2 separate regions of the Homo sapiens genome follow, and region 2 is linked to region 1. Evidence: read pairs that join two places in POLR2A ChIA-PET (ENCODE). Cell type or tissue: PC-3. All regions are shown on one strand. Links, peaks and the distances in the headings refer to the core of each region. The heading gives the core; the rest is flanking DNA.

Region 1 (4,393 bases), core at 145-4,144:
CCCTTATCAAGTGGCTTACAGATCTAACAAGTCAGTGTAATAAAATGCTACCTGCACTGGCACATAAATATAGATGTGATACTGAGAGTCCAAAGGAAGAGGTCATCAATTCTGGAGAGGAGGAGGTAATCAGGAAAAGCTTCATAGAAGAGGTAGCTTTTGAGCCAGGTCTTAACAAATGAGCAAGTATCTACCAAACCAGGGGAGGTACAGATAGGGCAGCATTCCAGGCACAGAAAACAACCAAACAAGGGCACAACGGCATTTTGGGAAATGCAAGAAGTTCAGCCTGGCTGGGAAGCACACTGGATAGGGAATGGGACAACGGTGAAGCCAGATCTCAAAGACGCTTGACTGTATGCGTGCTGAGGAATTTGGACTTCATTTGTACAGACAAAACAGGGGGCCACTTGAGGGGGCTAAGCAGGGCTATAAACGAATGGCTCTACAGCTCAGTGGAAAATGGCCTTGAGAGGGGCAATGGAGGAGACAGAGAGACCAAGCAGATGCATCTTGCTCAGGTAAGGGTGATAACAGGCCAAAGCTAAGGCCAGCTCAGATATCACCTTCTCTAGGAAGCCCTCCCTGACTCAGGTCGTGTCGGCTGCCCCTCCTTGAGAATTTCTTTCCATATCTTGTTATATCATGAGTTATATGTCTGTCTGCCTGGCAGGGACCAAACTGGACTTGTCTTTGTATCCTCTGAGCCCAGCACAGAGTGTGATCAATGCTTACCCATTGAGCATGCAAGTCAGTCAGTGAAGCACAAACAGCCATGGGGACAAAGAGGAAGGAGCCAGTAAGACAGGGTTACATCAAGCCCTGGTGAGGAATCATGGAGGGGAGACTTGGACCCCCAGGACTCTGAAGCCATTTACAGAGACACAAGGGAAGGGAAAAGGGGGAAACAAGATGACTGAGCTCAGGTTCCTGCAGGTCATTCAGGTAGAGGCCAGGCCAGTGCTCCCAGTTGGAGAGGGTGGAGTTGTTGGCACCAGTGTGACTGAAGCATCAGTGTGAATGAGCTTGACCTGGAAAATGTGTGCATCCACAACATGCAGAATGGGCTGCCCACCTCCAGGAAGCGCTCAGATGCCCTGCCCACATGAGCTGCTACTCAGGTCTGGGAAGGTCTGACACTAAATAAAAACCAGTTTCCCTTATGGCCACTGGAGTGATGAGCCCTTTGAAAACCATCAACTCAATCTCTGACAGCAGTAAGAATACAGCAAGCAGGAGGACTGGGTTGTAAACCCTGGAGAAATCACTGAACTGCTTTGTGTCGCAGTTTCTGTACATGTAAAATCACGATGGCAAAACATTTGCTGCTTTCTCCCAGGTGTTTCAAACTAAGATATAAAATGTTTTCAAATAATAAGATATGAATGTGAGATATTCTAACTACTTCTCTCCAAATTCCTTACAACTACTGGAGCCTCCTCTTTCACCTCCCTCAAGGGCAACCAACATCCATTTTCCCATCTAATGATTGGCTAAAATTGGATTTTTAAAAAACAGTTACCTCCCAATTGATGCGATATTACCAAAGGTATAAAACACTGCGAAGAGGTGTAGTCCCTTCCTGGGCACCCACAGCAGAACAGTACCCTGGAATTTAAAGTACAGTGTTTGCACATGAGCAACCCTCCCACCCGGCCACACAAGCAGAGCTCCCAGAGGAAGCCCTGAGGAGTCCGTTTCCCTCCCCACCTCCCTTATTCCCCTCTCCTCTCATCCATGCATTTTAGTGAAGGGCAAAAGGGGAAAGGAGGTGGACAAAAGGGGGAATATATAGCAAAGACAGGTAGAAGGAAAAGACAGAGGAGGAAGGGAAATCTTACCAGCAGTGAGCAGAGAATTCCTATAGCAAAACACGCAATGAAGCCTTTTATCCTGGTACTCCAGCTTAATGAAGATGCCTCAACAACCTAAAATTGAAAAAAAAAAAATACATATACACACACATTTACTAAAAACAAAGCAAGCACATAACTAAATCTAGAAAGTGTTAAGTTGTATTAGGGAAGGCAAGGAGCACAGAATCCTACACACTCAGGCGATGTAAGTCATCAAATCCAGACTTTATCAGAGCTGTAAAGTTATTATGCAGACATGAATCTCCTCTCTAGCAGCTGACAGCTGTGCCTCCAGCTGAACATCTTCAGAGGTAGAAACTCCTTGCCTCAAGCACAACCCATTTCAAGAACAGGAAGGCAAGACAGCCAATCCTAGAGTAGCCCAGAGCCTTCCTACAACCCAGGCAGGATGAAGACCACACCTGGAAAGGCATGCGTCCACCAGGGACTCACAAGTCCACCTGGGATCCTCCACCAGGCAGGGTCCCAGGAAATAAGGAAAAGATGAGGGGACGGCACTCAAGCAGCTGCTCCACTGGTCATCGTCTCCTACATCAACTCTCACCCACATTATTCACTCTTGGTTCAGATATTGTACTTACAGGATGCTGGCATCAGCCAACTCATCCAAGTGGGAGACAGATCCTGGTTAATTAATTACTGTCCTGTTACATCCTGAGTCTTTGCCATCATGATTAATCCCTCCCTGGAGCAAAGTTCAGGGGAAGCCAGGAGTTCCAAAAACACTACTGAAACAGGAGAGCCTGTGAGTAGCTCCCAGTGGTTCTTTTCCCATGTCAAAAATGACAACAGCCAGGCACAGTGGCTCATGCCTGTAATCCCAGCACCTTGGGAGACCAAGGTGGGCGCATCACCTGAGGTCAGGAGTTCGAGACCAGCCTGACCAACATGGCGAAACCTTGTCTCTACTAAAAATACAAAAAATTAGCCAGGTGTGGTGGTGCATGCCTGTAATCCCTGCTACTTGGAAGGCTGAGGCAGGAGAATTGCTTGAACCTGGGAGGTGGAGGTTGCAGTGAGCCGAGATCATACATTGTACTCCAGCCTGGGCAACAAGAGTGTAACTCTGTCTCGGAAAAAAATGACATCAAAGTTTTTGCACTGGTGACCCTACCAGTCTGTCCACCTGATGCAAGTGGGAACAGTTGTTCCAAGCTGGACAAAGACAGCTGCCGTAAGAGACCAACACCACACAGGGCAGCTAGGCCATGTATATTCACACAGGGCTCACCTTGTATGGCCAGCATAGTCTCCATCTAGCAATGTGGTCAAAGTTTCCTACTATATTTCCACCCAGCTGATGGAAGAAGGTAGGTAGTGGCAGAAAGTCAAGAGTCATTAGACTGGCAACTCCGTCAGCCTTGACTACCCCCAGCTCAGGGATCTGTTTTCAACCCTGTCTCCAGAGTTCCCGTCAAACCAGAAGCTTGAAAAGAAGGATGAGAGGCTCCCCTCAGGTGTGGCACGTATTGCCAAAGACTACCTTACTCTCCACTCAGGAGAAAGGTATTTAGGTCAGGTTATACATTCATATATATGGAACTGGGCTCATGACCCTGCACAGAAGGCACAAATTAGGGATGATAACAGACAGCAGGGGCCCAGTGTTAAGATCTGACAGATGAGCCACCTGGTTTTACGCTGAGGTAAACCTCTCCTGGAGGAGTCTGGTTTCCCAAACCCCCTTGGACTCCAAAATGAGCCATGTGATGATGCTCTGGTAGCAGGCTTTACAAGGCCCCAGACAATCTAGTCAGGCTACTTCGGACTAAAGCATTTAAGCTCTCGCCAAGGACAGAATAAAATGAGAAGCTACCACTCTTCCTAGTCATGCAAAAACCAAAGAACTTACCTTGCCAAGGTGCGAAAAGAACTAGCTGCAGGTGGGAAGAAAAGAGCGGTAGTAGGATTGGCCTGGCTTGTTCGTAGGAAGAAGAGTGGTAGTGGGATTGGCATGGCTTGTCTGTAGGAAGAAGAACGGTAGTAGGATTGGCCTGGCTTGTTCACAGGAAGAAGCATGGTAGTAGGATTGGACTGGCTTGTCAGCAGCAAGAAAAAAGTGGTAGTAAGATTGGACTGGATGGTTCCCTGAGCACCACATGGCATCAACACGGATAATTTTAAAAGATTCAACCTTTCTATTTGAAGAGGATAAACCATAAGGTTAAGAATGAAATTTGAATTGGCTTTGACATCTAGATTGCTAAATAACCTCAACAGAACAGTGAGATTCCAGAGAATGGCCTGAACCCGGGAGGCGGAGCCTGCAGTGAGCCGAGATCGAGCCACTGCACTCCAGCCTGGGCGACAGAGCGAGACTCCGCTCAGTCTCAGTGAGATTCCAGCCCTCACACAAATCAAAATAACCACAATAGGAAGCAGTTCAGCCAAGAATGTGTTTCTGGTTTCTACCTTCAGAAAGGAAAGTGACACTCCATATCCAAGTCTCTCAAGCTGAATCCATCCAAATGTTACTCTGTTTGCCAAAATGGAAGGGGTGGGGGGCATATTTCACC
Region 2 (4,393 bases), core at 112-4,111, 98 kb after region 1:
GTGGTTTCCTGATGGCACACAGGTGAGTTCTTTAACTCAGGGCTTCTCCCTGCCCTGTAGCTCCACTGCCATAACATCAAGAATAGAGACCCCTCATTAAGAGGCCCGCTTGACATTTTGGAACTAATCCAAGGCCGCAACGATATCCGAACCGTTCTCTTTGTGTTGCAGCCTGGTGCACTGTGCGTCCTCTGAGAGGTGAAGGAGCACTGTGTGGTCAGAGGGCTGCGAGCTCTCTGTTTGGGTTCCGAGGAAGACAGAATGGGCTGAACTGGAACTGACCTAAATGTCAGCAAGAGGAGGTACAGTTCTGTGGTGTAAACTCCACTGCCAGCAGGGACCAGTCAGGAAGCCTGAGTGCAGGAGGCGGGTGGACAGGAGGGCTGGGTGGGAGCTGTGTGCTGCTAAGCCTGTCTCCAGTAAGGGGGCAGCTGCAGGTGCGGTGGGGCTCCAGCACATGGTTGCCTGATCTTAGTTTTGGGGGAAACTGTAAATTTTTACGGAAAACAAGCTTCATATATTTTTAAAGATAGCAACTGATTCAAAACATTTTTTTTAATGTGCGTGCAGTTTAACCAAATTATGTGTGCAGGCTGCTTGCGTCTTCTGTGTGAGACCTTGGGAAGCACTGACTGTCATTCTGAGATGCAGTAAAGCATGACAGCAGGGGAGAAATGGTGTCTTCTTGCTGTTTTTCTATAAGAACAAAAAACATCAACAGAACTAGAGATAGCTATCAGTGCTACCTGGAGTTTGGAGGAGGGATTGACTTTATGACTCCATACTTCATTCATTCACCCAGTACTCGTCTATGACTCTGTTTCTACACCAAGAGAAAAGGCTTACAACTAGTTTTAATCTATTTCCTTGCACATTTTATGTGCTCAGCAGGGGAGAGGATAGCATTCATGGCAAATATGTTCAGGGAGTGCTGGAGCATAAAGGAAGGAATTTGCAGTTGGCCAGGGGTAAAGCATGAGGAGGTATATTTCAATTTTATTTTAGTTTGTGTTTGTTTTATACTCAAGCAATGGGTGAGAGAACACTGTGTTAAGAGCACTATCTGAAGTCAGACAGCCTACCTCCCAGCCCTGCCCCTTATAAACTTGTGACCTTAGGTAAATAATGTAAAGCATTCATGGAATATAGTAATTTTTCAAAACTAAGAGCTGTAAATATTTTAAAACACAGTAACATATAGGAAAATAAATTAAATTCCCCTCCACCTCTTCTCTACTCCTTCTCCCCACCTTTGAGATAACCACTGTAAATGTCTGTCTTTTTAGGTCTTTTTCAGTGTGCTCAATATGGTCACCAAGCCTGGAAACATAGGTGAATATATAGTTTATTGCTATTATATAAAACATGATAAAAAAGTATTACCTACATTTCTCACTTTAGGACCAACCTGAATATATTGAATATACTTGAAAAAATACATAAATGAAGCTGGGCATGGTGGCGCACACCTGTAGTCCCAGTTACTTGATAGGCTGAGGTGGGAGGATCGCTTGAGCCTAAGAGTTCAAGTCCAGCATGGACAACATAGTAAGATCCTGTCTGTTAAAAAAAGAAAAACATAAATCGGGTCATATAATAATGCTCTGTGGTTTACTTTTCTGATTTAACAATATGACTTAGAAGTCATTCAATAACAATAACAGATACATTGTACTTCATTCTTTTTAATAATAACATAGTATTTCATAGTATCGGTTCCCTATAAATTATTTAAACATTCCCCTCTTGATGGACTCATAGATTGGCTTCCAATTTAATTTAGATTTTCTGTGTATCTTTATCTGTGTACATGTACAATATTTCTGGGTAAAAATTGTTCCTGGACGTGGGATCTGTGGGTCAAAGGAAATGTACATTTTAAGTGGTTATTTAAGCAGAATTATCTTTGTTTATTGAGGTCTGGAAGATTGTGTAGAAAAAGAGACTGAATTATTTACTGTATTTATTTAAGGTTATTTGTTTGAGAATAAGTAGTGAATTGGAAAGGTATAGCATTCAAAAGTTATAAAAGGCAACATCTCCCTCCCACTCCTCTTTCCTAGCCCTCTTTTTCCTTTTTTGGGTATAACTAATTTTACCAGTTTTTGTGCATTCTTTCAGAAATAGTCCATGCCCCTACAAGCAAATAAAATGTACCTTCTGGGCTGGGCGCAGTGGCTCACGCCTGTAATCCCAGTATTTTGGGAGGCCGAGGCAGGCAGATCATCTGAGGTCAGGAGTTCGAGACCAGCCTGACCAACATGGTGAAACCCCATCTCTACTAAAAATACAAAAATTAGCCGGGCATGGTGGTGGGCACCTGTAATCCCAGCTACTTGGAAGGCTGAGGCAGGAGAATCGCTTGAACCCAGGAGGCGGAGGTTGCAGTGAGCCGAGACTGTGCCATTGCACTCCATCCTGGGCAACAAGAGCGAAACTCCATCTTAAAAAACCAACCAACAAACAACAACAACAAAAACAAACCTAAAAATGTGCCTTCTGTTTTCTCTCTTTCAGAAATAAATATGATAGCATATTATATGCTCTGTTCTACATAGGGCATTAAAAAAGTTCAATCTAGATCTTGGAGACCATTTCTTTTTTTCTTTTTTTTTTTTTTGAGACGGAGTCTTGCTCAGTCACCCAGGCTGGAGTTCAGTGGCGCGATCTCGGCTCACTGCAAGCTCCATCTTCCGGGTTCACGCCATTCTCCTGCCTCAGCCTCCCGAGTAGCTGGGACTACAGGCACCTGCCACCACGCCCGGCTAATTTTTTTGTATTTTTAGTAGAGACGGGGTTTCACCGTGTTAGCCAGGATGGTCTCAATCTCCTGACCTCGTGATCCGCCCGCCTCGACCTCCCAAAGTGCTGGGATTACAGGCGAGAGCCACAGCGCCCGGCTTGGAGACCATTTCATATCAGTTATGGGCATTTTATTTTTATGAGACAGAGTCTTGCTCTGTCGCCCAGGCTGGAGTGCAGTGGCATGATCTCGGCTCACTGCAACATCCACCTCCTGGGTTCAAGTGATTCTCCTGCCTCAGCCTCCCACGTAGCTGGGGTTACAGGCGTGCGCCACCACACCTGGCTAATTTTTGTATTTTTAGTAGAGAAGGGGTTTCACCATATTGGCGAGGCTGGTCTCAAACTCCTGACCTCCGGGGATTTGCCCACCTCGGCCTCCCAAAATGCTGGAATTACAGGCTTGAGTCACCGCGCCTGGCCAGTTATGTGCATTTTAAATGCTGATGTATTCTTCCAAGTTTACTCTAAATTGATTGCTTACACTTCCTCTAATTCCTCCATCAAATTCTTTGCCAATTTTTTTAACTGAGTTGTTTGTAATTTCATCAATTTGTGAGGCTCTTTTTAAATTCTGGTCTTTAATCCTTTTCTTGTTAATAAATCAAACATCTTTATGTCTTCTTCCCCAACTTTGCTTATTGTACCTTTGATTGTCCAGAAGTATTTAATTTTTATGAAGTGAAAACTCTATCACTTTTCTTTGTTTTCAAGTTTTCTGTCTTGCTTAGGAAGTCCCCTCCTACTTCAAGAGTAAATTTTCCTAAATTTTCTCTTTTCTCTCCATTCTTTCTTTGCTTTTCTCCATTTAAAAATATTTTAAATTTCTGCTTTTCCTTTATTTATTTTCCCTCCTTGTCACTTTAACCAATCTATATTTTCTTTGACTTTTATAGTAACTTTTTTTTTTCTTTTTTTAACCAAGTCTTAAGGATGAGCTCTTCTCCAGGTGGGTGAGGAGGAAGAGACAGCATTATGGGCAGTGATAACAGTGTACAGAGCCACAGAGTTGAGAACAACAGTGAGTGTTTGGAGAACTGTGAGCAATTTGGGATGGTCGAGGTAGAGGGTATTTGCAAATGAATAAATTCTGCAGGTGGCAGGGAATAGCATGAAATGGTCTGGCTGTGTAGGGGACAATCAGTCTGGCAATAGTTGGGAGGAGAGATTGGTGTGGGGGGTAAGGGTGGGGGTGAGATCGAAAATAAGAAGAAGAGAGAAATGCCTGTTAGTAGTCCAGGGAAAAGATGGTGAGGCTCTGAGCTGGGGTAGTGGCAGTGAGGATGAAGTTTTGACTGAGAACTAGTGATGCATTGGATGTCTGTGATAGGAAATGGAACCAACTGCTTTACACACACTATCTCATTCAATCCTAGAGAGTCAGTATGGAAATCCACAGCTCAGACATGTTCATTAATACACCCATGGTGACACAGTCAGAAAGTGTAGTCAGGGCCTAAACCCCATTAGGATTCCCTTAAGGAGTGGCCTAGGATGTCCTAGGCTTCTTTCCTGAGAGATTGGGTGGGTGGTGATGTTTTATCTAGGGTAGAGAAAAACATGAGGAATAGCATAGTGGGATGGTAGCAGC

The links. ChIA-PET counts read pairs that join two places held together with the same protein. Peaks named below come from ENCODE experiments on the same cell type or tissue, not always from the same donor. Only the 100,000 strongest peaks of a DNase experiment are listed, where the experiment ranks them.
Region 2: POLR2A ChIA-PET joins it to region 1 with 5 read pairs; 5 of 35 experiments call an interaction of 5 or more read pairs at or near these places.

What each region holds. Positions count from the first base shown.
Region 1 is chr1:168,229,049-168,233,441 of GRCh38, reverse strand. SFT2D2 (SFT2 domain containing 2) reads right to left here. Exons shown (of 8, transcript NM_199344.3): 2 at 1,842-1,928; 3 at 1,523-1,608. Among named protein-coding and RNA genes, the nearest start is that of SFT2D2, 5.2 kb to the right of the region's middle. In PC-3, for the core only: no CTCF peak of the experiment used is centred there; DNase peaks (open chromatin) are centred at 2,501 and 3,341; H3K27ac peaks cover 1,269 bases.
Region 2 is chr1:168,130,815-168,135,207 of GRCh38, reverse strand. All of the region lies in intron 1 of GPR161 (G protein-coupled receptor 161), which reads left to right. Among named protein-coding and RNA genes, the nearest start is that of GPR161, 3.9 kb to the left of the region's middle. In PC-3, for the core only: no CTCF peak of the experiment used is centred there; no DNase peak of the experiment used is centred there.